6 separate regions of the Homo sapiens genome follow, and regions 1, 3, 4, 5 and 6 are each linked to region 2. A link is a loop called in an ENCODE intact Hi-C map of the cell type or tissue named here. Cell type or tissue: OCI-LY7. All regions are shown on one strand.

The links. Peaks named below come from ENCODE experiments on the same cell type or tissue, not always from the same donor. Only the 100,000 strongest peaks of a DNase experiment are listed, where the experiment ranks them.
Region 1: a loop joins it to region 2, with 5 times the contacts of the local background. A loop is called at or near these places in 2 of 110 quality-filtered maps.
Region 3: a loop joins it to region 2, with 13 times the contacts of the local background. A loop is called at or near these places in 3 of 110 quality-filtered maps.
Region 4: it touches region 2 in a loop (5-fold over the local background); 2 of 110 quality-filtered maps call a loop at or near these places.
Region 5: a loop joins it to region 2, with 4 times the contacts of the local background. A loop is called at or near these places in 2 of 110 quality-filtered maps.
Region 6: it touches region 2 in a loop (6-fold over the local background); 3 of 110 quality-filtered maps call a loop at or near these places.

What each region holds. Positions count from the first base shown.
Region 1 is chr3:16,375,508-16,380,507 of GRCh38, forward strand. It overlaps RFTN1 (raftlin, lipid raft linker 1), which reads right to left. Exons shown (of 10, transcript NM_015150.2): 5 at 2,211-2,595. Among named protein-coding and RNA genes, the nearest start is that of OXNAD1, 110 kb to the left of the region's middle. RefSeq lists an enhancer at 3,438-3,527. In OCI-LY7, CTCF peaks have their summits at 2,679 and 2,878; DNase peaks (open chromatin) are centred at 1,804, 2,574, 3,014, 4,514 and 1 weaker place; H3K4me3 peaks cover 4,735 bases; H3K27ac peaks cover 5,000 bases.
Region 2 is chr3:17,739,812-17,744,811 of GRCh38, forward strand. TBC1D5 (TBC1 domain family member 5) reads right to left here and starts at 2,820. Exons shown (of 23, transcript NM_001349074.2): 1 at 2,670-2,820. It overlaps LOC105376975 (a long non-coding RNA gene), which reads left to right and starts at 3,133. Exons shown (of 2, transcript NR_135536.1): 1 at 3,133-3,307. RefSeq lists silencers at 2,307-2,506, 2,737-3,046 and enhancers at 2,506-3,209, 3,167-3,236. In OCI-LY7, no CTCF peak of the experiment used is centred here; DNase peaks (open chromatin) are centred at 530, 1,060, 2,360 and 2,970; H3K4me3 peaks cover 4,215 bases; H3K27ac peaks cover 4,202 bases.
Region 3 is chr3:17,193,643-17,198,642 of GRCh38, forward strand. All of the region lies in intron 19 of TBC1D5 (TBC1 domain family member 5), which reads right to left. Among named protein-coding and RNA genes, the nearest start is that of PLCL2-AS1, 140 kb to the left of the region's middle. RefSeq lists an enhancer at 2,616-2,725 and a silencer at 2,906-2,955. In OCI-LY7, a CTCF peak has its summit at 2,355; DNase peaks (open chromatin) are centred at 1,729, 2,369 and 2,769; H3K4me3 peaks cover 1,890 bases; H3K27ac peaks cover 3,458 bases.
Region 4 is chr3:18,221,458-18,226,457 of GRCh38, forward strand. The region is part of intron 4 of BALR6 (B-cell acute lymphoblastic leukemia associated long RNA 6); the gene reads left to right. Among named protein-coding and RNA genes, the nearest start is that of SATB1, 200 kb to the right of the region's middle. In OCI-LY7, no CTCF peak of the experiment used is centred here; DNase peaks (open chromatin) are centred at 714, 2,304, 2,724, 4,194 and 2 weaker places; H3K4me3 peaks cover 4,329 bases; H3K27ac peaks cover 4,714 bases.
Region 5 is chr3:16,894,679-16,899,678 of GRCh38, forward strand. All of the region lies in intron 1 of PLCL2 (phospholipase C like 2), which reads left to right. Among named protein-coding and RNA genes, the nearest start is that of PLCL2, 12 kb to the left of the region's middle. In OCI-LY7, no CTCF peak of the experiment used is centred here; DNase peaks (open chromatin) are centred at 1,929, 2,323 and 3,013; H3K4me3 peaks cover 2,347 bases; H3K27ac peaks cover 3,479 bases.
Region 6 is chr3:18,748,669-18,753,668 of GRCh38, forward strand. No RefSeq gene overlaps it. Among named protein-coding and RNA genes, the nearest start is that of SATB1-AS1, 310 kb to the left of the region's middle. In OCI-LY7, no CTCF peak of the experiment used is centred here; DNase peaks (open chromatin) are centred at 2,113 and 3,043; H3K4me3 peaks cover 2,763 bases; H3K27ac peaks cover 3,843 bases.

The DNA.
Region 1 (5,000 bases), 1.4 Mb before region 2:
ACTGCCATCGTGACCACTGAAAGGCTTATATGTGAAATGATCCCTGTATGAAAAACCCAAAAGCTCATCTATTCCATCAAAGGAGGGAAAAGGGATAATAGTGAGCTGCCTAAATTTCAGAGATTCGCAGCCTGAGCAGAGAGATAAAGGGACTGCTTTATGTGTAGAGACAGGCAGTGTTTACCTGCCTAGGGAGACTGGGCTCGAAGGAGGCTTTAATCCCTCCTCCTGGCCTACCCGTGCAGAGCTGAAATTCTCATCCACTGGTGGGCTGACCACCTCCAGAAACACACACATTCACCCATTCCTCCCCAGCAGGGTCTGTTTCTCCAGGAGAGAACAGGGACTTGGGTGATGGGATAGGGGCCAAGATGCTTTGGGTGTCAATTTTTCTGTGTTCAGCCATCAGGGGAGATTCTGGGTGAGGAAGGTGAGTGGCCACGGGGTAGCAAGAAGGTCCTGGGCACCTGCGGAAGTTCCTTGGACAAGTTTCCCCAGTGAATAATCCTCTCACAGGAGGCAGGAAGTCTGGAAGGAGTATCGGAGGAAGGTGGGCTCTGGAACACAGGAAGCATCTGAAAGCTACTGAGGAAACCTCAATAGTAACTGCCTCCTTTCTCAAAGCCAGGATTCCATGAGAGGTGGAGGTCGAGTGTCAGGACTACTGAGCCTGTACCCCAATAATAGCAGCTCATACTCATGAGTCAAACAGTGCCGAGTGCTTTAAATGTACAACTTTAACCTTTCCATGAGAAACTATCGTTCTATCCCCATTTCAAAGGGTGAGAAACTGAGGCACGGAAGGCAGGCCGGAATGTATACTCTAGATTCTTGAGCACCATGCTCCTCACCTCTCCATCACTCCTGCCCTTTCTCCTGGGGGCCTCTGCCTGGCCTGACTCTCGCCCTCCCACAGTCCTGGACCGTACAGAAGGACTCCAGTGAGGTCCATCTTCCTGCCCAGGATTCAGAGCACACACATCCAGCCCAGCCTCCATGAGAAGATGGAGGTTTCTGGACTAAGACCTGGGCGTTCATGAGGACGACACACTGGGCTTAAATGCATGCTCAGCTACTTCATGAGGGCAGCAGGCATGTGCCTCAAACAGCGAAAAATCACACAGATGAAGGGCTCTACTTCAGTGCATACTAAGAAGGCTCAATGCCTTGATTAAACAATAGTCTTACTACATCACAAAACTGACGCAGCTCCAATATCTCCCTCTAAATCAACTTTGCAAATAAGCCCCTGGAATTAACCATCCCATAATTTTCCTCTCAAGAAGTTCTGATGTAACAAAAGAAACTGTTTCTCCTTGTTTTCCCTTCTGGAAGCACCACCTGTTCATTATCACTTGTAAGAGGCTAAATTCAAGAATTCGTAAATAAATGGTAATAACAATATTAACCAGGGAGATCATCCAGAAAGGCCTAAACAGAAAGCCCTCCTAAGCCCTGGGGGTCTTCTGTTAGTTTTCATACTTGTTCTTACTTACATGGCTTATGTAAGTACCTTGCTCTCAGGAAATGACCAGATGCTAGATTTCCTGGAGAAAGGGGGAAATATGGATGGTTGATTTCCTGAAGAAAGTAGAGAAAAAGGAAATACAGAGAAACGGAGGGAAACTTTGCTCCCTGTAAATCTTATTAAGGGCCTCGGCAAATCTTGTTAGTCTATCACACAGGAAAGACCAAGCAGAGAGGCGTGAAGGGATGGTGGGTAAGTCCACCTGGGTTCATATGCCCGAACTGCCTATTTCCAGACTGGGCAACAAATTTCCTCTCTAAACCCCAGTTTGCTCAGCTGTAAAATGTCTTGCTTTAGGCAAGTATTTTAACAGGTGGTGTGTAGGTTTTCATCGGTGCCTGGCAGGCTGACACTTCCTGTGTGAAAACTGGATAATTCAAGGGCAATTTCGAGAGCACAGGAGATAAAAGAGCTCACAGTCTAGAATCCACTTCAAACGTGACATTTTGGAGCAAACTGCAAGTCAATTTCATGTGGTTCTGAACTCCCCAGAAGTCATAACTTCAGTAAGTAAACAGTCAGGTGGCACAGATAACTGCTTGATAAAGTTTCTCCTGTTTGATGGACTGCTGTCTCTACACTCTAAATTCCATTCCTTTTTCTCTGAGATACCATGGGGATTAATGAAAAGCTGTTAGCTGCTCTTTAAGTGGGTCAAAACTCCCATTGCTGACATACTTACTCCCTGAGAGTGGCTCTTCATGCACCTCCAAGGGGTTGCTCTCCGGTCCATCCAGTGTCTTGCTCACCCCCTGTGGTGAAAGTTCTCCACCATCTCCCTCTCCGGAGGGTGAGCTGGGCTGCTTGGCGAGGGGCACCTCCCCTCTGGGGCCTGAGCTGGGCTCTGGGCTTTGGTTTCTCCCAGCCGGAGCACTGCACACATCCCCAGTCCCCGGTTTCTCATTCTCCAGTGACGCGTGATCCCCACGTGCGTTTTTTGCATCTCTGGCATCCTCGGTGCTGTTGGCAGTAGACACCGGAGCACTGCTGCCTGCCGAGTTCACAGAGGAATGGTACTGAGGTATAACACCAACGAATTTCAGGCCCTGGCTTGCAGCCTCCTGGATCTGTGAGGCAAACAAAAGGAAGGGAAACAAGTGAATGAAATGGTCTATCAAAGGGACACGTGCAGCGTGCAAAGCGCCTCCCCGAGGCCTGCGAGGCTGTTTCAGGTGCAGGAGAAGAATTCCAAGCTGACAGGAACTCCATGTCCTCAGGGGCACCTGCCCCCACACCCTAGTCTGAAGAAGACAGTTTTTTTAATTTGTTTTAACTATATTGTCTGATGGAAAGATAAAGCATTTGGCTTTGAAGAGTTGAAATCACTACTTTGAAACACTACACTAGTCCTTATTAACATTTTTTAAAGAGGCTGGAAAAAGTTCTAAACAAAGAGTTTGAAGGAGGAAGTTTGTTTTATTAAGAGTTTAGTTTTTTTTGTCACTTTTTTTCGGACGAATCACTGACTTCCTGCCCATCAGGCTACTGTATAACTACAGCTTGTCTATATAACCATATACAAACAACAGATGGCATTTTATGGCCCAAAGAGCTTCCTTTTTGGACAATAGTTTTGGCAGAGAAGGGCAGAGGTGGGAAAATCACCCCTGTGCCAAGGCTGTGGGCAAATCCTCCCTGAGAGGTATCATCTGATGGACACCTTGCTCCCTGGTGCTCTCAGGCTTAGGGAAGGTCAAAGGAGCCCACAGATCATGCCCAGCCCACAGCCACAGACTGACTCTTGGCTCTCCAAGTCCTGGTCCACACCATCAGCAGCGAGGTGATGGTTCCTTCTCACTCCCTGTACCAACGGGATGGGGGATGAACACCCACCTGCAGTACCGAGGTACTTGAACTTTCCCTCTCCCTAAAAAATAGCCCAAGGCAATTGGGTTGAATGTAAGTCATAAGTTTGAAAGAAAAATTGAAAATAAATAACCTAATAAAATAAAGCAAGAGCCAGCCAAAGCCAGAAGGTAGCCTTTAGGGGACTTTCCAGGCAAGGATGCTTAAGTCATTTTACAAATAAATAAGGCGGTGCAGACCTCAGAGCTGTCTAAGTCTTAGTCACCAAGCTCTAAGCAGATGACCTCAGAAAATCTTGAGGCCTCTGCAATGATAATCTACCCTCATTTGAGAGTCAGTTTTGCCAGCACAGAGGTATTCTCTCTAAAGGAGAAGCTGCCCTGACAGCTCTCCTCGGAAGAACCACCCTGACATTAAATGGAAAGTCATTTTTGTTCCACACTGCGCAACCTGGAAAACTGCAGTTGCAAACATGCAGTCCAGTCTTTAAATCCTAGCCTGTGCTAGACATAAAATAAGAATAGTAGTAATTACTGTCTACTGTAGACCTACTATGTCTAGGCATTGAGCTAGGCATTTTACATAAATTAAAACAACAAAACGTTTCATCCTTCAATGATGCTGCATGGTATCATTGTCTCCATTTCAGATGAGGACACTGGAGCCCAGAGACATTAAAGTCATAAAACAAGCAGTGAGTAGCCAGAGTGCAAAACCAGGTCTGGCCTGGGCCAAAGTTCATTCTTTTAATCACAAGACTCAGTGGACACATGTCAAAGCATCAACTACATACATGTCTATGGGCATGTATGTGTCCACTCATACGCCCCGAGTTGGCTCAATTCACTCTTCAAAAGTTAAAAAAAACAAAAGACAAAAAAATCTTAAAGCCATCTATTCCATTCTGAAAATTTTTTCCCTCATTAATCTATGATATCCACCTATGTTAAAAATTATTCTATAAAGCTCCTAAAAGAAGGCACAGCAACACAAATTTTAAAAGAAAATAGCAGGGAAATAATTATACCAAAGAACTTTGGAGGCTGAGGAAAGCCACTGCATGCAAAGCATACTTCTGAGCTTTCTGGCAACATATGCCAAAAGAGAAAGGCAATGGGTTTTACAGCCCTCAAATGAAATGAGGAGACACCTGCACTAGCTTCTGCTATTACTCTCTTACTGCAGAGGAAACAGCTATGACTTCTGAAGCATTTTAATAACTGCTTCCATGGAGGGCTCAACCATAGGCCAGTCTCAACTAGAGTCACGGAAATAGCATGAAGTTTAAAGGCTTTTGGAAAGGCCTGATGTGGAGCCCCAGATACGTGACTCACCATCTTGAGGAACCAGAGTAGATTATATAAACTTTCTGTGCCTCAGTTTTCTCATGTATAAAATGAGTGAAAACACACTTATTTTGCAGTTGCACTGAAACTTAGTTTAGACATTACATATGGCAAGTGCGCCAAAGGATGGGGCACAAAGACGGTATCTCTAACCTCTCTCCTTATCAGTCCTGGGCTTCTGCGGCCCTGCAGAGACTGCTGTCATCTAGAGTGAAGAGGCGAGGACTCCAGACACAGGGCATTATCCTAGCCCTCCCCTTCCTCACTGGGACTGGAGGAATTGGAGAGGCTTGGACACAGACACCTGCCCTTCTCCCACA
Region 2 (5,000 bases):
CTGGCCAATATAGTGAAACCCCGTCTCTACTAAAAATACAAAAATTAGCCGGGCATGGCGGTGGGCGCCTGTAATCCCAGCTCCTGAGGAGGCTGAGGCAGGAGAATCGCTTGAATCTGGGAGGCGGAGATTGCGGTGAGCTGAGATCGCACCATTATACTCCAGCCTGGACAAGAGCGAAACTCCTTTTCAAAAAAACAAAAAACAAAAAAAAAAAGGTAGGCCGAGCACAGTGGCTCACACCTGTAATTCCAGCACCTTGGGAGGCCGAGATGGACACATCACTTGAGGTCAGGAGGTCGATACCAGCCTGGCCAACATGGTGAAACTCCTCCGTCTCTACTAAAAAAGAACATACAAAATAAAATTAGTCGGGAGTGGTGGCGGGCGGCTATAATCCTGGCTACCTGGGAGGCTGAGGCAGGAGAAGTGTTTGAAACCATGAGGGAGAGGTGGCAGTGAGCCGAGATCGAGCCACTGCACCACTGCACTCCAGCCTGGGCGACAGAGCGAGAGTCCGTCTCAAAAAAAAAAAAAAGTCAAGTTCCGTAAAGCACTTACAACAGTGTCCGGCACTCAGTAAGCGCTTCAGAAGTACTGTCATAAATATCAAAGGACTGGAATGAAAATTATAAAAATTATGGTACTAAAAACTTCCACAAAGTTATTTAGAAGTACAACCTCTGCTCAGTCAGTTGGAGTATAAATAAAAAGAAAAAAATTAAAAGTACAACCATTTCTCCATAAAGTGTTATGAAGTTATGTGTGACATTTCTAAACTTTTTAATTTACGTGTGAAAAAATTACATTAGAAAAAACCTGAATCCAGTTAGAACACCCACTGTACGACTCTCAATTGTTTGCAAATTTGCTTCCAAAACTCAGGAATGCACTACTCAACTGAGGCCGCATTTGAGAGCACACACTCAATACTTCCTCCAATAAAAGAAATTTTCATCTCAGCTGTACACTCAGAGACCAGGATTTTTTTCGCCTATATGTTGATAAAACCCAATGACGCATAGCTGAGCAAGTCTTTCACCTAACAGCACACCAAGCTTCTAATGGAAAATTCACAGACCAGGTGATGCAGTCACCATACAGCATACAGACACAATATTTGCACTCTTCCTATCCCCTCCCCTGGAATCCAGACTCAGCCTGCTCACTCTGAAAGCTTTCTCAGTTCATCCTGCCATTTGCCCCTTCTCCCAAGCCACCTCTACACCCGGGGGTGAGTTATTAAAAAGAACATGTTTATTGATAAATACAACACTTTATTTATTTGCACACAAGTTATCCACTTCCTTGCTACTCAAAGATAGTCCCTTGTCCAGCTGCACATGTTATCAGAAATGTACAATATCAAAATGCACCATAGGCCTACTGAACCAGAAAATGCATTTTTAATAAGAGCCCCAAGTGATTCCCACCCACATTAAGGTTTGAGTGTTCTGTGATACTGCAGATAGCTGTAAAAATTAAAAATGCTCAAGTTTACAAATGAATTCAGAGATATGGTATGAAAAGTACCAAGACACGGAATCAGAAAAGCCCAAAGAGAAAAACCAATATATAAATGAATTTCTTTGCCACCGATAGCAAAGGCTCATTTTTCAACAATACCTATTTATTGCTTCCTGCTTTAAGTATTTTGTGCAAGAGCACAACACTTATAAAGGTTTACAAAAGAATTACCGGGTCTAGAAATTCCAGGCAACCTGGTCCAAACGTGTGAAACCTGCATGTTAAAATCTTAGGATTTTGTCCAATTCAGAGTTGACAAATGAACTCTTTCCAGAAAGTTATTATTCGAAAAAAACCTACAGGATGTTAACTTTAAACACAGATTATAATTCCTGTAACTAAAACGAGTAACTGGTATCGAACAAATTCTAGGTCACTTGTAGAATCGAATCTTGTAGTGAAGGTCTGTGTGTTTTTCCAGGAAAAGTCGGGGTGGGGAGCGGGATTTGCCCTCCCTGCGAATTTTTTTTTTTTTTTTTTTTTTTTTTTTTTTGCTCTTATCCTGAAAGACCTCCGTTTCTTACGTGTGAATAAACTTAAGTCGTACTAAATCCAGGTCACGGTTCCCTTCCTCAAAAGTGAAGTCAAGGCTTCTCTCTTCTAAAGACTATTAAGGTTTGAGGATTCAGGGCCCGTTTCGCTTCCGGCTAGGGAAGGAAGCGTGCTTCCCGGGGCCCAAATGAACATGGAAATTTACTAAGTAGGAAGTTGAGCACTAGTCCAGCCGCCAGGCCCTGCCTTTACTGCAGTTGGCCTTCCAGTCTAGACCCCGACCTCCTGGGGCAGGGAAAGCAGGCAGACTGCAAGCAGCCACCCCGCCCAGCTCGCCCTGCCCGCCCTGCCCGCCAGGGAGCTGAAGGGTCCACCCCTCCCGCCATCCACCCCCGACGCCGACTCCGAGGCGCACAAACGGGGGGCGGTGCGGCAACCCGTCCGCCGTGGCGGCGGCACCCTCAGGCCCTCCCGTGAGAAGGCGGCGGCGGCTGCGGCTGCAGCAGCGGCGCGAAGGGGGGCGAAACCTGTCCTGAGGCTGAGTGGGAGGCCGGGGCGGGAACGACTGCATGTGGGGCTGCACTGGAGGAAGGCGGAGGCGTTCAGAGGGCTTGGGCTTTTTTACGATCATCATCATTATTTTATTTTACCTGTGGCGCAGAAGGGCTCCCCAGCTCCTATTCCCTGAATCCTCCTCCTCCTCCCCTCCTCTTTCTCTCTCTCTCCCTCAGTCTGCAGGGCGCTCGCGGAAGCGGCCGGGCCCGGCCCGACCTGAAAGAGAACAGGGCGGGAGGGGGTGGCGGCGGTGACCAGCGGCCACGTGACCACGCTCGCGCCGTAACGGCGGCCGCCTCCCGCCGCGCGCCCTCCCCGCGCTCCACCTCTAATAACCTCGCGGCCCGCGCGCCTGGGAAGCTCGTGCGCAGGCGCCCGCACGGGACCTGAAGTCTGCGCGCGAGCGCAACGCGCTCGCTCTCGGGTCCGGGTTTCTGGGGCCCGCGAGGCGCGAGAAGCGAGTAGGTGGGGAGTGAGCCGCGGGCAGAGCTCTCCTTGGCTGAGCCGGCAGGCTGCTGAGCGCATGCGCCTGAGGGCTTTTACCCCTCCCTTCTCTCCCTGCTTCCAACCGGCGCGCGGCTGGAGGCTGGGAACCAGCTCCTGGGTCTTAGTCAGAGGTTCACATCCACCAACTATCTTCCCAGGGTTGGACTGAGAAGGGGAGCAGAGGGTCCCAGGGACTCTCCTGAGATCCTGGCTCTCCTGCCAAGGAATTTACATTTCCTTGTCACAGGTAAATGGCCTTCCATGCCACATTTTTCTGTGGCTGAGTAGGCTTCTAACTCAGCTCATCTGTCACTTTCTCCGTGAAACTTACCCCTGCCTACTTTAGAGGAGTCACTAGCACTTTGTGCAGACCTACCTTGTAGTACAACCCATAGAAAGATAAAGGTTAGGAGTTATTTTTTCACAAGCCCACAATACTAGACTGTGGTTTCTATCTTTATCTCATAAACTTGGACAGGGTCTTCAGTGTTGTAGTATCTCCCTAAACGTCTGATGACTATCAGAACACAGGGAATGTCTAAAACTTTTATCGTTGCCCTTGGTCTCTGCATAATCATGATTTAAGATCCCCTTTAACCCAAGCACGTGGGAAGGTGGTGTTTGTTTCCCCAGTATGAAAGCCTTTAAATCATAATGTTAATTAGAGTGGTAAATGCTTCACTTAGTAAAAGAGATTTATGGTATTTTATTAGCTTATCTTCACAAAGAGCTCCAACGAAAATTGATACTGTTTAGTCCAGAAAAGGAAACCAAGTCAGAGAAAGGTCAGATTTCTGAAGGTTATCTAGCTTCAGAGGAAGATGCCTGTGTGGGAGACCTTTGTGGACAAACACCCCACTTCACACAGAGATCCCTCTTTTTCTGTTGCCCCTCTTTCTGTTGCAGAAACTGAACAGGTTAAGTTAGTGCCTGTGGCCAGATTTAATCCGGCCAGATTTATTTATTTATCAAATAAATAAAATGTAAAAACTCCCTAATTGGGAGTTCTGGCTAGACCAGTCATCATCACTGTTAGACTGGTGAATACTGAGATGATAGTCAAGAAATGGGGCTAGCAACAAAATGACAGAAAATCCTGGGATGAATGTATATGAAGAAATAGGATTAACAGAGGCTTCTGAGAAACTAGGAAAATGACAACCCTCAAGATTCCATTCTCAAATGTTTACAAAGCTGTTGGACTCTTTTCTGCATTTACCACTGTATACACCCACAGACTGATCCCACCTCATAGTTTCAGCTACCACACAGGTTATGCTAATGGCATCCCATTCTAAATATTCAGCCCAAGATTCAGACCTTGTGGTAGACTATTTTCTTATGGCACACAATTAACTGTGCCTCCCAGTATTCATGCCCATGTATAGTCCTCTGCCCTTGAGTCTGGGCCGGACCTGTCACCTGCCTTAAACAATCAAATATGGCAAAAATTACTCTCTGTCACTTCTAGGCCTAGGCCTTTAAAGACTTTGCAGGGCCAGGCGCGGTGGCTCACGCCTGTAATCCCAGCACTTTGGGAGGCCAAGGCGGGTGGATCACGAGGTCAGGAGATTGAGACCATCCTGGCTAACACAGTGAAACCCCGTCTCTACTAAAAATACAAAAAATTAGCCAGGCATGGTGGCACACGCCTGTAGTCCCAGCTACTCGGGAGGCTGAGGCAGGAGAATGGTGTGAACCCAGGAGGTGGAGGTTGCAGTGAGCCGAGATCGCGCCACTGCACTCCAGCCTGGGCGACAGAGTGAGACTCCGTCTCAAAAAAAAAAAAAAAAAAAAAAAAAAAAAGGCTTTGCAGTGACAACTTTGAACTTTACCAGAGACTCATGGGAAACAGAAATAGTTAAGAAATCCCACCACCTTTTTGTGTTCTGCGAAACAGTTTACCACAAAGACCAATCCTTCTCCATATTACTTAAATG
Region 3 (5,000 bases), 550 kb before region 2:
TCTTCGGGTCTACCTGATAAGGCAGAAATTCTTCATTGCCCAGTTATGACTAATAACTTCTTTTGTAGATAGCGCTAACCACAGACTCTATTTCCCTCAGTTTTCTAATTTGTAAAATAGGAAGCAATTCTAGCAGTGACCTTATAGCGTTGCTTGAGGATTAAAATAGCTAATACATGTAAAATGCTTAGAACAGAGGACACACTTACAGAAGGTGTTCTATAACTATTAGCACTTAGCCACCATTTACAAGGAGAACATGCTCACACTAGGATATATTTGAAGCTTGCTTTATATGTAGAAAATCTCATTCCTTATTTGGTATTCAATTAATGTTATTAATATCAATTTTTTCGATCTTTAATATGAATAAAAATCAGCTGGGGATCTTGTTAAAATGCAGAGTCTGATTTAGTAGGTCTGGGTTGGGGCCTAAGATTCTGCATTTCTAACAATCTCCCAGGGGATGGGATGCAGCTGGTCCATGGACCACAATTTGGATGGCAAGGATTTAAATAACTCATCTCACGCTAACCTTCTATTAATATTTACTTCTGAATATCTCTTCCCGTCATTCTAGGAAGGCTGTGAAGTACTTTACTATCTATCTGATCTAAGGCAATTTTAACAGATGGCTGCATGGTTAGAAGCGTATTTGGTGACAGTCCGAAAGACCTCTTCTCAACATGGAGTAGGATGCAGCGGGGAGAGAAGCAGGGTGACAAGCTTCCAGGAGAGCCTTCCAATCTCCCTGAGTTAGTTTTGTACTGAGTAGCTCTATTATTCTATTTAGAGCTAATTCTTAGACCATTAGATATCAGTTTATTCTATTGTAAACACAAACATTTATACAATTTCTCATTAAAAACAAGTGAAATATGAATTAATTTTATTGGATTATGCATGCTCTCTTCTGTAACTTTTGACAAAGGCTGTGTATTAAGTATCAGAGAATAAAAGATGCTTTTCAAACATAAAATGCAATGAAAAGGAAATGGCAAAAATACTTCCATAATTCATGGTATTTAAATTCATCCCTGATTTTCAGAAGATATCTTTCTGAATATATGATTTCTGAAAAAATCATAAGTAATATTTATTAAGAACTTTTAGCCTTTAGAAACATGCTTTTATACCTACTGCCATTTTAACATTGTGAGCCATTTTAATCTAATTTTGCTTTCCTAGAAGTTGCCTACAAAAAATAATAAAGTAAACAGAAAAGACAAGAACGGTGCCAGAAAACAGGATCATGTGCTACAAATATCTAAAGTAAAGTAAATAAGCTTACAATCTGGAATAAATATACTGGAAATTGAAATAAAACCTTTAATTAGGACCAACTTCACATAGGTGTAACCAGAGGAAGAATAAAACCTCACTTGCAGAGTTACAAACCTCATTATTTGCAAAAGTCCTATAACTGCAGTTTAAAATAATTATATGCATATGGTATGTCTTCTTAGCCCTGTAAAAATTCAAAAGGTATAAAAGGTGTCTCCTAGAAGTGCTTATGTATGGGAGTCTAATTAAATGGCATTTGTGGAGAAATGCTCCCATCTTTTGGGCTTTTATGCTGTCATTTCTGTGTTGTGTTTTTATAATTAGGCAACCTGACCAATCATTTGGAAACCCATGTAGTTCTCTCCTCCACCAGGACAATAAACACAGATGTTACTCTACTTAACAAGGGTTTTCCCCCTCCCCACTTACACGTGATAAGACCAACTGATGAAACCAGCCAGCCAGCACCAGGGCCTCCAGCTGAGTTTCTCATAGCAATGCTGGCTGGGCAAAACCATCTGCGTGCTCTCCCTTGCTGTTCCTGGCACCAAGGGTAGGCATCTGCACAATGGCTGGCCCAGATAGAAGGGCCTGAGCCAAGACTGTTTTTCTTATGACAAAGCTAATTGATCCGTGTGAAGATGAAATGTACACACTTGCACAACTTATTCTCTGGGCTAACTGACCTCTATAATGTCCCAATAGAGACAGACAAAAAACCGTACCCTGCAGCAAATCCAAGCTGAGGATCAAGTACAGTTTAAGAACTACTTTAAGTAACAACTGGTAAAAGCAAGTAAGTTTTGGAACAGCCTTGATATTTCTTTCTTTTTTTTTTTTTTTTAACATAAACATTACCACTTCTGAGACTTCTGGAAAGAAAAAAAGGTGAGAAGGAAATAATTCTCTAAATTGCCTGGTTTATTCATATGCCTATCATACTTTTGTTAGTTCATCCCTTAAGTTATACCCCATCTCTCACTAAATACCAACAATTCCTATTAGCTTTTTAAATAAGTGGTTGGTAAATGCTGCTGAGAAATGAAGCAACTTTTCAGGCTCTAGAGGACGCCAGAGCAAAGCCTAAGACATCTCAATACTTGCACAACACACAAAACCCTCAACAGCATTCATTTATTCCTAAACGTTTACTGAGTGCCAGACACAATATCTGGCACAGAAGATACAGTGACAAGCGCCTGCAAGAGCCTTATAAGTAAACACAAGTAGTTCTCTGACATTCAAAACGGGAAACATTTGCAGATTACGTAGGACACCCTCCATCTCAAGATGCTGCTGCTTTAGGTTTGGGGAGGGGCTCTGAAATCTGCAGCTTAACTAGGGCCCCAGCTACTTATTACAAGTGCTGAAAGCTCCTAGCAGAGAAGGCTCCATGGGACACAAGGTGCTTGGGCTGAGACTGGAAGGGACTCTATTTTGTGGCTACATCAATCACTCTGGTCAGAAGAGACAGTGAAGGGAAACAACACAGAAGTATGAGAAAGCATGCTTGGTTTAAGGGAAGTGAAACAGCTATGCATTCCTGAGGGGCTGGGGAGGAGTAAGAGGGAGGACTAATGATAAGGCTGAACAGGGTGAGACTGTAAAGGGCCCTACAGGGCATACCTTAAAATTGAGGGATTTATCCTAGGGAGAAGGGCTCCTGCAGAATTCTGATGAGGAGTCAAAGCATATGAGTCAGACATACACGATGCACACGTTGGTGTCGTGAAATACTTTGGGTATATGTTGACCATTAATAAAATGGATTAACTCTAAAATTTCTAATTAACATGGGTTTGTTACTTGAGAACAAGAAAATTATGTAGAGTGTAACCTTTCTATATTCTCATTCCTCCAACTCGCCAAATCCAGAAGCTGCATGTCATGAACTGTATAGAGTCAGTTCCGTTATAATGCTTGTTTTGAAAATGTGAACTTGTTTCAATGAGATCAATGTATTAGGGAATAATTGAGCATAACCCGAAGTTCACATTTGCTTACACACAACATCATCCTCAAGAAATAATGGGTGAATGCAGAAAACTCCACATAGATGAACGCAGCTACACGTAGGAATGCAGGAATACACAAAATGCCTACATGCATGCAACACAGATATCTGCCAGCTACCTCCATTCCGTGTGTGTTATGGGCTACTTCCATAACCAAATCCATCAGATTCCATCCAGATAACTCTCCTCCACCACTTCACAGTGACTCACAAGCTGCAACCCTTCCAATGTCCACTTCCGCAACTGAGCTTCAGGTATTTTTCAAGGTAAAGTATCATATTTATTGCACTATTTATTTCTTAATCACTTAACGTGTAAAACCACTCTACCACTTTTATTAGGTTCCTACTTTGTTTCATGTGGCACTGATGACCTTTTTTTTTAGTGTTGTACCTCGATCCAATTTTCCCCACAAGCCCTGGGGTTTTTATCTTATTATTTTTATTACTATTTTAGAGACAAAGTCTCGCTGTTACCCAGGCTGGAGTACAGTGGTGTGATCATGGCTCATCGCAGCCCTGAACTCCTAGGTTTAAGCGATCTTTTCACCTCAACCTCCCAAATAGCTAGAATTACAGGTGTGTGCCACCAAGCCCAGCTAATTTTTTTTGGTAGAAATGGGGTCTTGCTATGTTGTCCCAGCTGGTCTTGAACTCCTGGCCTCAAGCAATCCTCCCACCTCAGCCTCTCAAAGCACTGGGATTACAGGCATGAGTTACTGTGCCTAGACTCCCTGTGGTTTTTAATGCATGTCTTTGCATAGCATAGTGATTTTGGGGAACATTTGTCACCTCAGAACTGACAATTCCGCTGGATGGGGTGCAGTAGCTCATGACTGTAATTCCAGCATTTTGGGTGGTTGAGGCAGGCAGGTCACTTGAGCTCAGGAGTTCAAGACCAGCCTGGGCAACATGGTGAAACCCCATGTCTACAAAAAATACAAAAATTAGCTGGACATGGTGGCTCGCGCCTGTAGTCCCAGCTACTTGGGAGGCAGAAGGGGTTGGATTGCTTGAGCCCAGGAGGTGGAGGTTGCAGGGAGCCGAGATTGTGCCACTGCACTCCAGCCTGGGTGACAGCATGAGTCCCTGTCTCAAGAAAAAAAGAACAGTTCTGAAGACGACTGTTCAATGAAGATAAATACATTCATGAAAATCAAATTTATATTTTTTTCCAGAAAGGTAATTGCAGAAAAGTTTTAGTCTAGACATCATGGTATCACTCAGTGTTTATGAAACAGAAGTGTTACCTGTACTATTGTTCTTTATAGGGGCTAGGGCTGGTGTTCCCTGTGTCTCCTTCCCAAGAGGGCCCTGCAGCCATGAGCCCCCTCCAACCCAATCTACAGTTGTGGGCAGTGGCTGGGCCTGATGGATTTAAGGGTAATCTAGGAATTTTGGCCAATAAGACATAAAGGAAGTCTTGGTGAGTAGCTGTTGAAAACGCCTTTAAGATAGGGTTGCCATATTTAGAAATAAAAACATAGAACATAGGATTAAATTTGAATTTCATATAAACATCAAATAAAGTTTTTAGTATAAATATGTCCCATGTAATATAAGATACTTATACTAAAAAATTTACTCATTATTTATCTGAAATTCAAATGTAACTGGGCATTTTGTGTTTTATCTGGCAAACCTACCTTTAAAAAATGCCCTAGAAGACATGGTCATTCTCCTCTCGATGTTGGTGAATGGA
Region 4 (5,000 bases), 480 kb after region 2:
ATCTACAGCAACTGTAATTTCATAGAAAAAAAAAACTGTGATTTCTATTAGTGACAGACAGGTACTGCTAATAGTACCATAGGTTGTTGACTCTATTCATAATGGAAGGATATGCTAAATTTCAGTTGGAAATGAGTGAAAATAATGTTGTAATTGTTTTTACATTCAAGTTCACAGACATCCTGGGTCTGTGAACCCCAGAGTAAGAACCTGATTTTAGACAGTCCACGAGTTTTGTTTACCAAGCTTTTCCAATGTTGGTTGAAAATCATTTCACAAAAAGAAAAACAATAGAGTAATACTTATGATTATTTTTATTTTAGCTAATGAAGTATCTAATACTTGTCATATTATTCCATTTTCTTTAACACAGTACTTCAACTTGCAAAAATCTGAAACAGCTTTTTCCAGTGATTATTTCCCTTTCTTCCATTCATATCTATGACAAATATATAATGTATACCTTTATTAACTGGATAAACAACCCACAAATGCGACTTTGTAAAGTGCATTCCCATGAGACAGATCCATAAACCTGGTAAGCACACCAAGACCCCATCAGAGATATTTGAACTAAATCTTAATTTGTTATTTACAAACACTTCACATGGCCCTCTAAATGAATTCTGTGCTGCCTCATTGACAAGAAATATAACAGACTACACATTCGAGAGACAGAGAGGGCTGTGGGATTATTTGACTGAACAATTTCACAGGTGTTAACAATAGAGGTGGGCCGAAGAGTTTCAACCAAGAGAATGTAACTCAGACTGAAGTTATCCAAACACCTGTTGGTAAGTTGTATTCTTTCCTTTAGATTGTTTCCTTTATAGTAATTTTGTAGAGCTACTTTATTGGTCTTTTCCTTCAGAAGTCAGAAAGTTGAGGGGAGGGGAGAAAAGAAGGAAAGAGTAGGAGAACCAACAAAGATTCAAATTTGTCACCATGCCAAAGACAGCCTAACCCCTAGAGCAGAGGTCTCAAACCTGGAGCCTTGGGGCAGACACAGGAGCAAATGAGTTTTGTTTGGCTCATACACCAGTAATTAAGAATTGGATTTGAATGCTCTTATGCATTGGTGTGCAAGTAAATGTTTAATAACCAACTCTCTGGGAGTGGAGTGGAAGCCCTGATTTGCAATGTTTGACAATTCCTGTGGCGTAAATGGTCAATTTTGACTTACCAAGATGAGGACACCGAAAAGAGCTTTGGGAAGAGATGTGTATAATCGGCCCTCTGAAGTCCACTCCATCACAGCACTGTATTTCAGGGGGGCCTGCATTCTCTTGGGTTCCCACCTCTTCATGCTGTCTTCCACCCTGCCCACTTTCCTCTCTTAAATCACCTCTTTGGTCCCAGTGGGCTGTGAAATTCGTGACTTCTGCCTGGAGCTTTTCTGGGTGCCTGACGTTGGTCACAAAGCTAGGCTGAGGAATGTGCTGGCTATTTTGAGGTGTGATCAGAGACTTGCATTCATTGTGAAGAAAGCAGAGGGATTTGGCAGAGGAAAGCAAAGACTAAGCCTGGGATACAGCAGCTATAGGAAACGTGGCTTGGGTGTCACTTGATTGGCTGCTACTTGTTTTTGTGTTCCCATCTGTCAAAAACAGCTGGAAGTCACAACTAAATTAAAGGTGGAAAATGCTTTGAAAAAGTAATGGGGCCACACACAAAAAATATTACTACTATTTCTTCCCCTCAGCTTCCCCACTCCGCTAAATGAGACATTCTGCAAGGACTGGATACTATTTCTGTCTTTTCACACTTCTCTTGCTAATGTTCAGTGGGCTTCAGAGATCTGATATAAATGTACAGGCGATGTGGAAACTGATTGAGAGGCAGATTTATATTAAAAATTGTATACATATATTTACCACCAGTTTTAATGATGCACTTTTGGTGAAGATGAGTTGCTTAAAACGAAATAGACTTAAGAACATATTACTTAAAAATCATATCATGTGTCTTTTTGCTTCACATTTAAACCAGAAAACAAAATCTATATTCACTGTTAGTATAACGCTTAGAAAAGAAAAGATTTTGTCCATGGCTCCCAAATCAGTAGATTATGGTTGTAAGCCCCAATGAGTTCTAAACCATTTGCCAAAGAGCAAGCACCCACCAACTTCCCTCCCCCTGCCAAACATACACTTCCCTCCTGTCTGATTTATAGAGACCCTTTGTTAGGGATGTAGTAATGAAGCCAGCTGCTGTGTCTTTCTGCAGCCCACTGCACCCCTCCCTCGCCTCATCCCCCAGAACAGTTACTGTCAACACCCTGGGGACACTAGCAGAGAGCTCCCAACAGGAAGTCTGGGGATGCTTTTTGATTCTGTGACCATCTTTCACTTCCTCCTTGAGTCCTCATTCTCACTTTGGTAGCCGAGGTCTGCCCTGCCTGCTACCAGAGTGACAAGAGAGGAGTAAAGAAACCAATAGCAAGATTTGGGTACTTAGAGCACTTTAATGGTACTTCAGGAAAATAAGAGATAAAGCAGAAACCAGGTTTAATAATCATAATAAGAATTCTAGAAGCTGTCTCCCACCACTTTGTGATAAACCCATTATCTCACTTAATTCCTCCCTCAGATGGTCTGAAGTCAGCCTGAAGGTGGAACCAAGACAGACTATTGTGAACACTTAGGCAACAAAAGCGTCAATGTGAAGAGAAGTTCTAGTATACTGTTTTCAGGCTTGGTACTAACCTTCATACTTGGGATGCCCAGCCTGGCTGACTTCTACTCATCTTCTAAGACTCATCACAGACATCGTATCTTTCAGGAAACTTCCGCGTTAGCCTGTCTCTCTACTGACACCCCCTCAGGTGCACTCCCCTGTTCCTAGATATTTCTCTCACTGCAGTTACCACAATCTATTGCCCGTCTAGACAGTTGGACGATTTATTCTTTGAGAGTAGAGAATGCAACTTGTTCATCTCTGTAGTCTCCGATCCTATTTTTTTTTGCCTTATGTATAGTAAGTGCTCCAAAAAAGTTTGATGAATGAATGAATGAATTCTGAAAGGATACTATAAGAAATGAAAAGAAACTGAATGAAGTTTATAGAAGAAAGAGGTTTTGAGTAGAATTTTAAGGACTGCAGTGTTTGGAGTAAGAAAATATGTTGCCATGTGGAAATGAGGAAGTAAAAGGGTTACATGTAGAAAGTTGTATTTCATTTTGTTTAGCCAAGTTCTGACATTCAGAAAATCGAGAAATAAGGGGAACCAAATAACAGAGAAAGCAATTGGTGGACAGGTAGTTTGAAGCCACTGTGCAAAGGAATTTATTAATGACAGGAGCTACTAACACCACATCGAGTCTGGATGTGCCATGCATCTTGAAAGCTCAAATGTGTGCTAGATTGTCTTGCAAGCTCACAGATTCCAGGAGAGTTATGGACACACTAGAAGGGAATGAAGAAAACCTTTGGCTCTAGGTTTCATTTGAGGCTGCCTTATTCAGCTATACTTCCGATAGCAAAAATGAACCTGCTCTGGAAGTCTACGTTTCTCCTTTATCCCTTGGAAAATAAAATTCAGTTTCACATAAGTCTCTTTACATTTTCATTAAGTTATCAATAGCATCAGAAAATGTTCCTGTTTTCACTTTTTGTTAATTTTTATCTTTTTTGAAAATTATCTATAGCTTCATCATCAGCTGGTGGGCAGAACAGTATGATACCTCAAAAAAATCCCTTATGTCCTGCAGTCATCTTTGTTCTTTCATGAAACACTTTTGAGAGAGGTAACTCCATTTTCTCCTATGTAGACACACACACCCTTCTATGTCATTAGTGATGCATCTTTAGTATCCTCTGTAACAGCCTGCAATGTTGTTTTTTAAATCTTCACTTTTCACAGATGTTGCCACCACATTGATAAAGAAGACCCCAAAAACCATCTCTGGCACCAGAAGTAGCTAGCCAAAAACCTGCATTGCTTCTTCAACACTCCTCCAAACCCTACTCTATTCATTAAAAATGTTTGCCCCTTTCTATCTAATGTATTATCTTAAGGAATTTGCTATTTTTCTCCCAAGGGGAGAAAAAAAAAACTCACTCTTCAAGATGTCACTTTGTTTACTCCATTTAATTATTTAAGAGATTCTTTAAGCCCTTACCACTCAACCTTTACAGTTCCACACAAAAACAAAGCTAATTCAGATGGCTGAGGACCTTTATGCAAATTGAGGTTTTTCAGAGCTGAAAAGGGCACATGCCAGCTTCAGGGCAGGAACAGGCTGGATAGCTCATGTGGAGGGGGATTTTGGTCACAAACATGGAGCCATTTGATGAACATGTAAACTAATATTAGTAATACAGCATTAATTTATTGCTTCTGCAGATTATTTCTAATACAGACTTGCTGACTTGTACATGTATGATACATAAACACATCCATAAAAGTTTAATGCTGTCAGAGTAGTACATTCACCCACAACACTGCCTGATGACACATTTTCACTTTTCTTAACACTGCTTCCTGAAGGAGTCAACATGATGTCAAGGTGACAGAATTAAGAATGACACCAGAGGAATGGTCAGAAAATTAACTTTTCAAAACTTTCGTGTTAGATGTTTGGATAGACATTCAGTAACATGTGGTGATCACGAATGTGTCTTTAGTTTATTTTGAAAACGAATCCTGAATTACCAATTGAGCAGCAGAACCTGTTTGTACTCCAAAAACAAATTACATTGAATTTAAAAAGCCATTATGAAGAGTGCCTTATGATAAAGAATAGATTTTCTGGCTAAAAGCATTTTCCATCATTTGACAAAGTATAGTCAATCTTAAAGAAAAGCTTCAACTTACGCATTCGTTTCAAAATTAATACTTATGAAGACAGGAAGTTGAATAGATGAAGAGTGATGACTTTTTGCAGGATCTGAGCCCTAAAGTTTTGGGCCTACACTATTCCTTCCTATCTCCTTGTCAGAGAAGTTGAGGCAAGATCTCTCTTTTATCTGGCTCTCAGATTTCTGAGTATAATAAGCTC
Region 5 (5,000 bases), 850 kb before region 2:
GGCTGAATTTCTCTCATGGCTAATGATGTTGAACATCTTTTCATATGTTTCTTGGCCATTTGGATATTCTCTTTTGTGAAAATGCTTGTTCAAGTCTTTTGCCCATTTAAAAAGTCAGGTTGTTTTTATTTTNAAAAAAATGGTATGTAGGACTTAATTTACATTTTCTGAATATGTCTTTTGTGATATATATATATATTCAAGTTGTTTATATGGTTTAATGTTTATTATTGAAGAAAATAAAGGATATCGCTTAGATTTTTATTTCTATCAATCCGTGCTAATAGCTTATATTAAATGCCAATGTAATTATTCAGATGATATATATGTTTTGTGATATATCACAAAAGACATTTTCAACATATATAGATATGTTGAAACACGTATCTATATAGATATAGATATATGTTGAAACATGTATCTATATCGATATAGATATATGTTGAAACATGTATCTATATCGATATAGATATATGTTGAAAATGTCTTCTAGTATGTGACTTGCTTTTTCACTGTCTTAAAGGGTATATTTTAATGAAAATTCTTAATTTTAGAGAAGTTCAGTGTATCAGTATTTTTCTTTATGGTTATTATTTTTGAGTCCTGTTTCAGAAATGTTTACTTAGCCTAATTCTATGAAGATAGTCATTTATTTAACCACTGGAGTCTTATTGTTCTATTTTTCATGTTTAGATCTGGATTTCATTTTGTGTGTGTGGTGTGAGGTAGGGTTAAAGATTTTCTTTCCATATAAATATCCAATTAATTCAGCACCATTTATTTGAAAATAGAATCTCTTTCCCACTGCACTGCATTGGTCTTCGATCCTAGATCAAGTGGCCATTTATGTATGGGTCTGTTTTTGGAGTCTATTTTGTTACATACACATAAAGTCCTTATATACTTACCACACTGTCTTTCTGGCTAGGTATATACCTAACAGGAGTTACTCCATATGTATATTGAAAGACATTTCCAAGAGTCCTTAAAGCAGCATTAATTCTAACAGTCCCAAATTGAAAGCAACAACTCAAATGCCTATCTTATAAAATAGCGTATCATACAGTGGAATCCTATGAGGAAAAGGAAGAAAGAACAGAAACAGCAGATGACTGCCCTATGCACTGCTTGAGTCTCCCAAGCATAATGCTAAGGGAAATAAACCAGCCACAAAAGAATACATATTTTTGATTATAATTATATAAAGTTCAAAAGCAGCTAAACTAATTTGGAGTGGTAGAAGTTATAATAGTGGTTACACTTGGGGATAATAATTGAGGGAGGAAGCAAGGGTCCTACTGGGTGCCAGTGATGTTTGGTTTCTGCATCTGGTTGGTGATTCCAAATGTGGGTTTACTTTGTAAAAATCCATTAGGTTTTACACTTAGGATTTTTTTTCTGGAAGTCTATCATACTGCAACAAATTAAGTTTATTCAAACAATTAAATTGTGAACATTAATCAAACTCAGATACCAATTGGTTACTTCCTCCTGCACTATTTAGGGCCGTGCCTTTTACAGTTTTTTGCTGTCTGTGGATCAGCATGTGAAACATTTCTGCTGCTGTGGACACTTGTACGTGGTGAGACCTGCTAAAGCCCTGCACTAGTTGATGGCCTGGAGAGGGGGTGGGTGGAGAGAGGGGCAGCTTGCTGGAAGAGCCTGAGGACTGGATCTTCCTTGGAATATACTGAAAGCACAAAAGGAGCTGGGCCTGGGTGGAAAGTTGACACATTAGTGAAGAGTGTGTTGGTCACTGCAGTCATCTTACACTGCAGTCGTGATTGCTTGGAGTTTTTATGATTTGTTTAGTGTAGTTTTGAGCTTCAGGTGCACTCGAAAGTTTTAATATTTGAAAATGTGCTGCTCATAATAAAACTTTGAGAACCACTCGTTTGTGGAGCACCTGCTCTTCACATAACAGTTTTCTAGATAGAGCTTTTTGGTCTCAAAAGCAGTTAACAGAGCAAAACCAGTTATCCAGATATACGGACAAAATGGAGAGTTGTTTGATCACTGCTAAGTAATAGCATACCTAGGATCTCAGGTGGTCGGTCAACAGAGAGTTTTAGCTCTACTGAACACTTATTCTGCCTAATCTAAATATTCTTTTGGGTAGGAAAGGACGAAGGGGAAATAATCTTCAGATGGGTCATTTTAAGACACATTGGAATTACCTGGATTCTAAAACATACTAATGTGAAGACCCCACCTGGCTGCAATTGAATCAGAACCTCTGGGGGTTTCCTAAAGTGCCCTGGGAGATTTTAAAGTATAGCCAGGGTTAACAACAGCTGTGAAACCTTTCTTATATGTTGGGTTCTCGACTTCCCTGTGTAGCTCTGTTAGATATGAGAGAACAAACAGCTCCCGGAATCCTGCAGATGATAGTTGGTGAGCATGTGGCTGGTGGGGTGTAGGGGGCAGGATTAAACCTTAACTTGCCGCGGTGGAGTTTTTCTTTAAGGGAGTCGAGCTGCCCTTTTTTGGAGGGGATATAAAATGTCAATGAAGGGGAATAATTCCTTAGTAAAATTTGGAGAAATAGATTTTATATGTGAAAATGACAGTCTGCCCTATGTGTCTTTTTTTGATCTAGGTAAAGGTAAAAATTATGTCAATTAAAAAAAAAAAAGGCCCTGGGTTGGTTATTTGGAGCCTTAATCCCCCTTGATTAATCATTACTGTGCAGCTCCTAGTCCCTGTAGTTCCTGGCGAGTCCCTGGGCTCTTGTCCATCCCTCACAAGAGAAACTATATAGGTGTACCCATGGCATTCTGCAGCATGAAGGAGGAGCCTCCCTAGGAAAAATTGTCTTTAGAAAGAATTAGTTTGGCAGAGGCACTAGCACTATTTCTAGAGAGAGGTGATTGGATGTTTCACTTTGCTAAATGAGTGTAGTAAAAACGCTGTTTACTCACAGAAGATTATAAATCGGCACTTGCCAGACAGGTGTCTGTTTGTAAGGGTGATTTATGCGGGGAGGATGTGAACCATCTGGTGATGCTCCAGTGCTCCGCCCGAGGGTGGGCTGACATCTGGGTTGGCACGTCATGACCTTTGCGTGAATGTGTACTTTCTGAATGCTAGAGCATTTTCCTCTTGCCATGCTGACCTTCGCGGTAAAGAGGAATGAACATTGAACTCCTGAGGCATCTATAAAACATATTTTATTGGCTGCAAAGCAGTAACATGAAGATTTCAGTCGTTACTTGTTTGTAACCTTAGTTATGCAGTGTGTACTCATTTTCTCCTCAACTGGACTGCACAAATTATTAGAGGTTGTCATTCCCATTTATTTTTTTAGGTCATTTTTTTTTTCTCTTCCACATTGACAAGGATGAGTCTTCTAGCCAAGAAGCTTGTGCCCCTCACTTGTCTTGAGTAGGCACCAAGGAAGAGTAGTGACCTGAGGGGAAGGCCAAGTCCTTGGAGACCCCTGTTTAGAGGCCGGAGAGGCACCAACAGTTTGGCAGCAGCAAAGTTTTCTCAAGCTGTCCCTATCTTGATTGTGACACAATTGTTAACACATATACCTTTGACAGGCAGTTTTATTTACGTATTCTAAATGGGAGGTGTAGTAGAAATGAACTTTAATATTCTTTGGGGAGAGAAAATCTACAGCCTTTTTTTTTTGGAACATTCAGTACTCAGTAATATTTACCAAGTGAAGAATAAGAGAGGTTTCCTTTCCTACAGCATAATTAGCCAGATCTTACCCATCTTCATTGTTAGGAAAAAAAGTATTGTTGAAAAAGATTTTAAAATAGTTAAATAGCCCTTTTGTCCTAAGGAATAGCTGCCGGGTATGAATGCTACCCGGAGGGGTCTGGAAGCAAGAGAGTGAAATAGTGCGAGAGAAACAGGCACATAGCCACATAGCAAGCGTTCTACTGGGCTCCTTACTGGGAAGTTGGTGAGATGTGTGGCCTCTGTGGCAGTGGCCCTGACCTGTCCTCATCATTACTGGTTGCCAGACAGTAAAGTAAGACAAGGTGGAGGATGGCTTAGAAGATACCACCAAAATAACAGGGCTTGATAAAGCTGTCCCCAGATACAGTTTGGCAACTCTCAGGGCCGTCATTCCTGGGAACAACAGGGACCACGGGATCTATTAGTTATGTTCCAAAATGGCACTTAAAACCTTTCCACACCAGGTCACACATGGAAAATGATATAATTGTCTAGATAACATGAGGAGATTGCTTGGGGCCAGAGGCCCCAGCCAGCTGTGGCAGGGGTTGGAGGGTGGAGGGGGAGGGGGTTGCGGGGACCCACGCCTTGGCAGGCCATTTGGCAGTAATACTTGGCAGTAACCATTAGTGCTGTGCTGGGGCGTGTTTGTCAGGAGGTTGTGCTTCAAAAGGTGGTAGAGAGAAGAATGGAGGAACAAGGAAAGGTACAGTAAGCTGCAGAGTGCTGTGTATCTGTCACTATCGAGGGGATGCCCTTTGCACCATGATTCTCACTTTAGTGGTGAGTTGAATCTTGGCCTCAAGGCATGTCATGGAGCTGTGGCCACTGTGGAAACAACACCAGCAGACAGCTTAGCCTGTATATGGATGGAGCGTCTCAGCAGGGAGAGGAACAGTTGAGCATCTACCTTCACAAGAGGGCTGCTTTTCTACATAGAGAGGACTGTTAGTCCAGCCTTAGGCTTTTCTGCTGTATCTAAACAGAGCAGCCCATTGGGGTCATGTTTGAAAACAGCAACAACAGAGTATCAAGTAGGTACAGAGGCTGAATTCCCTGAATTTCTGTGCAGAAGTTCACACCAGAGACCTGGACACTAGTTGGGGAGCTGGCCTGTGGAGACCAAGAGCTGCAACTTGAGAGTCATGAGTTCTGATTCGGGTCTGCACCTCTGCTTGGTTGAAGTGTTAAATGTGTCCAGAAGACTGTGTTTTCTCCTCTTTTTTCTGTAAAAAGTGCGTGAAATCTTGTCTGCTTGATTTCTTGTATGTCTTTTCGGGACCAGGGCAAGTACTTTTCGCATGACT
Region 6 (5,000 bases), 1.0 Mb after region 2:
TTTACTCATATAAGAAAGAATCCCTAAAAGTTAATATATTAAGATATGAGAAGTGATGGCCTCTGCTTTTGGTGGGTGGGCAGTCTTCCTCATTTCTTCCTCAATTAGGAGTTCATGTAAACAAAAAAAAAATCTATGTTTATGAGTTTGTGGTCTTATTTCTACAATTGTAAAGATAATTAAATATAATAATATCAGAAAACCATATCTATATGGTAAGTTTTCAGTATTAGTTTGCTAGTGTTAATATTAGAAATAGTAATAGTAGTAGTGTTTGTGCTACTGATATTAACCTTGTTATTAATCAGATTGTAGCATGAATGCCCAAACTTTTTAAAAAGGGAAAGAACTGAGATTCCAAGGAGTTCAATGAGCTGCTCGTAATTATGAAAGAAGACACTGGCATAACTAGGTTAGAAATGGATGAACAGAAGCCTGACTCCTGCTTTCTATGTATTAAACAATGAATTCTAATAAAAGAACTCTTAATCATTGCCTGCATAATGACATATTCAACAATACCCTTAATTGCAAAACAACTGCCATGTTTTTGCACATAACCGTTCATCCAAAGGGCAAGATGTACACCATTCCTTTAACTTTAAGTTCCCATCATTTGTTACTTCATTCATTCATGGAGTAGATGTTTCTGAAGTCTGTGTGCTGTTTAGGCACTAAGCTAAGTACTGGAACAATAAATGAATAAGTCATTGTTCCTCAACACAAGAAAGCAGAAACCTTCAATATTATTTCACAGGATGTTTCTCAGTTTCCATTTTGTCTCATCGCCATCTTTTTAAAAGTAGCTCCAAGTGCTTATGGCCACTGACCCACTTCATTCATTTATTCATTCAGTCATTCGTTCAGTAAATATTTATGGACCCTCATTATATGCTATGGGGATAAAGTGATGAATAAAAAAACACAGTCCTTCCCTTTCATGTATCTTATTTTTTTCTGGTAGAATAGACAGATTAAAAACAAAGAAACAAAACAATTACCAACTGTGACAAACACTATAAAAGAAACAAATATAGAGAGAATAACAAAGGGACCAACTGCAGAAGGGATGGGTAGTAAAGACCTTTGAGGAGGTGACATTGATTCTGGAATCTGGAAGCTGAGAAGTAACTAGCCATGTGAAGAGTGTAAAATCATTTTAGTAAAATAGCAGAGCATAAAGACCTTGAGGCAGAAATGAACTAGGAGTTTTTCTACACAGAAAAGAGACATGATCTAATTTTATTTTTAAGAATATAGTTTTGGCTGCTGCAATAGAAGGCAGAGCAAGAAAAAAAGCTGGAATACTATTGCATAATGGAGAGACAGTCCTGATAGCCCAGGTAAGACATGCTGGTGGTTAGGCAGTGGCAGTGGAAATGAAGAGGAACTAGAAGATGAAAGATAAATTTTGGAGGTATAATCAGTAGGACTTGTTGATGGACTGAAAATGCCAGAAAGACAAAATTAGCAATCCAGATTAATTTCCAAATTTCTGGTGTGAGAAATTGGATAATCACTGTTGTCACTGACTGACATGGAAAATCCTGGGTGTTGGGAGGCAGAATTGGGAGGGAGGGACAACAAAGGAGTTGAATACAAAGAAAGAAAACAGCTTAAAAGCTTCCCTCATATTAATAATTGAGAAATTTAATCATATATATATACACACACAAACACACACACACACACACACGGGAACAGCAGAATCTCTGAAAGAATATTTTGATGTCATTCTACAAGTAAGATGCTTGTGCAAATCAGCAAGATGTCACTGGTACTGTGTGACACCATCACCACAGAACATTTCTTCGCTGGCATGGTATTGATTCCAATTACTTATCTTGATGCTTAAATCTCCTTGGCATATCCCTGTCAAGGGATCACACAGCCTGTGGTAAAATAGCAATAGTTACAATGGGTGGAAGGTAACAATAATATTTGATTCTTATATGTGTCAGGCACTCTTGGAAAGGCTTAATAAAATAAAAAGAATACTCAGCAAACATATTTTTTCTGATACACAGTAGCAATCTCTTTCCAAGTCTACTCATTCATTAATGTAATCTTTGGCACTGCCCCCTGACAGCATGGTGCTAAAAGAGTATATTCACAGGTGCACCTGTGGGGTTAGGAAGGTTTCCTTGTTCTCATTCTGGCCCCCTCACACTCTTAGTGCTGCAGGGTTTTTTGTTTTTGTTTGTTTGTTATTTCTCATTGTCTCACTGGTCAGTCACAAGGCTGGATGAAATGACCTTTGAATTCTTCTCTAGCTCTAAGCTTCCACAGTTCCAAAATTCGTTACCTTCACTTTTAAATAGACAGAGGATACATATAAGCTATGACAGAATGAAACTAGTAAAGAACTAAAATGATCCAGCTTTAATGTCCTGTGTATGGAATTTTATATTGAAACCTGTAATGATGAATGAAATCCTTAGTCATTTTAAGGAACAGAAGTGCCATTTATTTTTGTACTATTTTTTAGGTTTTTTTTTTTTGGTGGCCCAAATCCAGGTTGAATATATTGTCTACTATTAAATAAAATACCTATTTTCAGGAATTCATGTGATAAATACTTTCCTGAGTTCTAAGAAAAGTTTATCTCTGCCAGCAAAAAAAAAAAAAAAATGTGTATTTTTCATACTAACTACAAGTGCCGTGCCCTAGTTGAGTGTTATCCTGGGAGAACTTCTGATGTAGAAAGGAGAGGATAGAAACAAGGCCAGGACATCACAGAGTGGAGGTAAAAGAAACAAATCCTCTTCTACTTACCCACTCCTCCACCCCATCTCCTGCTTCAGCAAGAACAAAGGAGACATATGATGAATGATACCCATAAAGATACCCTGGTGTCTGGAGACCTAACATGGGAACCCCAGACTAACACCATGATTTATGCCACTAATGAGGAATCTGAAAAAGGACATAGTAACTCCACAAGGCCCTTTCTCCCAACATTTGCTGGTGGTGAAGACATACATAATTATCTTCAAACTCAGTTATCACTGGCCGAGAGCCAGGGTGAAACTGAACCTGCAGGTGGCTCTTTTCATTATGGTCAATGATGTGGAACTCTAGCAGTAACACAACATATTTCCCTTTTCCACTTTACTGCTAGGGCACTCAAGGCCCTAATTCTGTAAGCAGGTCACCTTAGGTGCCCAGTAGTACTTATATCTTTAATCTGAATAGTCTTATTTTATTTATGATCATTTTGTAATTGTTACTAATTACCTGTCAATGAGTCTGCTGCATTAATTGATGTTCTAAAAATATATAGAAAGGAATCAAAATTAACACATATATGCTTAATGAATCTAATATCATTATTTCAATTTGGCCAAATTATCTTGGTAATGAAGTGATGAGAAGGGTATATGAGACACATATTCACTTACCCTGGGATTATCTTAGAGAAGAACTGTCTTCCTATAGTTAATACAAGGTCACACAGCATATGGATGATCATGATACAGGCTCAGAGCTGTAATTACAAACATTTCCTGAGATTGTTTTCAGCAGCTTGCTGGAGTAATGAAAAGATCCTGGGCTTAGGAGTTGGTCCGACACAGGTTTCATGGCCTAACTTCACTATTGACAAGCATGTGATCTTGGTTAGGTCATTTAACTTTATTGAGCTTTGGTCTTCTCAGTGGTAAAAAATGAGACTAATACGTCACTTCTCACAAACTCATGAAGAGAATTAAGCATAATGACTGGGTACAACTATGTAGCATGGTAGCAGCCTTCAAACACTCAGTAAGAGAGCCTTCTTCTCTTACTTGTTTTCTGCATCTTCCAAATGCAAAAATGAGCATTTGGGGTTATGGGATACATACTAAAACCTATAGGCTATCCCCTTGTTGCTCTCTCTGTTGTTTTAACAGCAGAGCATGCATTTGTTTATTCTGCACATGTAAACATTCCACTAAAGAAATTCATCAGCTACCAGCCCTTTTGTACCTCACAATATTTAAAATTCCTAACTCTTTGAAATGACATAAAGATATCTCTTGACAGCTGTTGCCTTTGACTCACTCACATAATGTTGCAGACTCTTACTTATCAATCAGTTTAGATGACAAATGGGAAAGCCCCTCTGTTCTTCTTCTCTAAGTCTACGCGGATAAATGTGGTAAACTAGCACAAATTTCAGGGCTTAGACGCAGCCTGAATATCCATAATTACTGGGCAATATTTCAACATCTTGATATTTAAATTTATACAAATCCCACATGCACCCACCACCTTCTTTAAAATAAATTTGGAATTATTGTTTAAGTGTAGAAACAATGTTTTAAAAGGCCCATACACAGGACTTTATGGGGCACACTGTGCTTTGGGCTGCTGTGGTTAATCCAGGCCAGTATACTGCTCCAAGTAGTTGACAAATTCCACTGTTGCTTCCTTTTTTTTTTTTCCTTCCATGAAGTTTAAAATAAACAATTAACCTATTTCCAACACAGTGTTTGGTATTGATTTAATTTAGCATGTGTTATTCATCTGCATGCCTCACAACGGTTGCTTAATTGCCTAAATCTTCCCGTGTAGAGTGCTGCCTATGGAATCTCTTTCCACAGAACACTCTTAGCAGAGTGTGGCTTACTATTTCCATAACATCTGTCTTTTCTACTAAAGAGCAGATTAACAATTATGCTTCTTTTAAAGGTAGGGGTGTGTGTGTGTGTGTGTGTGTGTGTGTGTGTGTGTGTGTGTGTAGGGAGGGTTGGGCAAGATAATTTACTTCTTGTACAATTTTCTTTCTGGCGCAATAGTTTGCAGTCTTATCACCAGGTCAGGGATTTTGCCTATACCCACAATGCAGCTGGCAGTATTGCCCTTTTCTTTTGCCTTATTATGCCACAGAATGCCACATTATTTCCATTAAATATGATTGTCTTCAAACGAGACAACATATGCAACCCCTCCTCCTGCTCCCACTCCCCATGTCTCTCTGTCTCACACACGCACACATACCCACATACACATACACACAA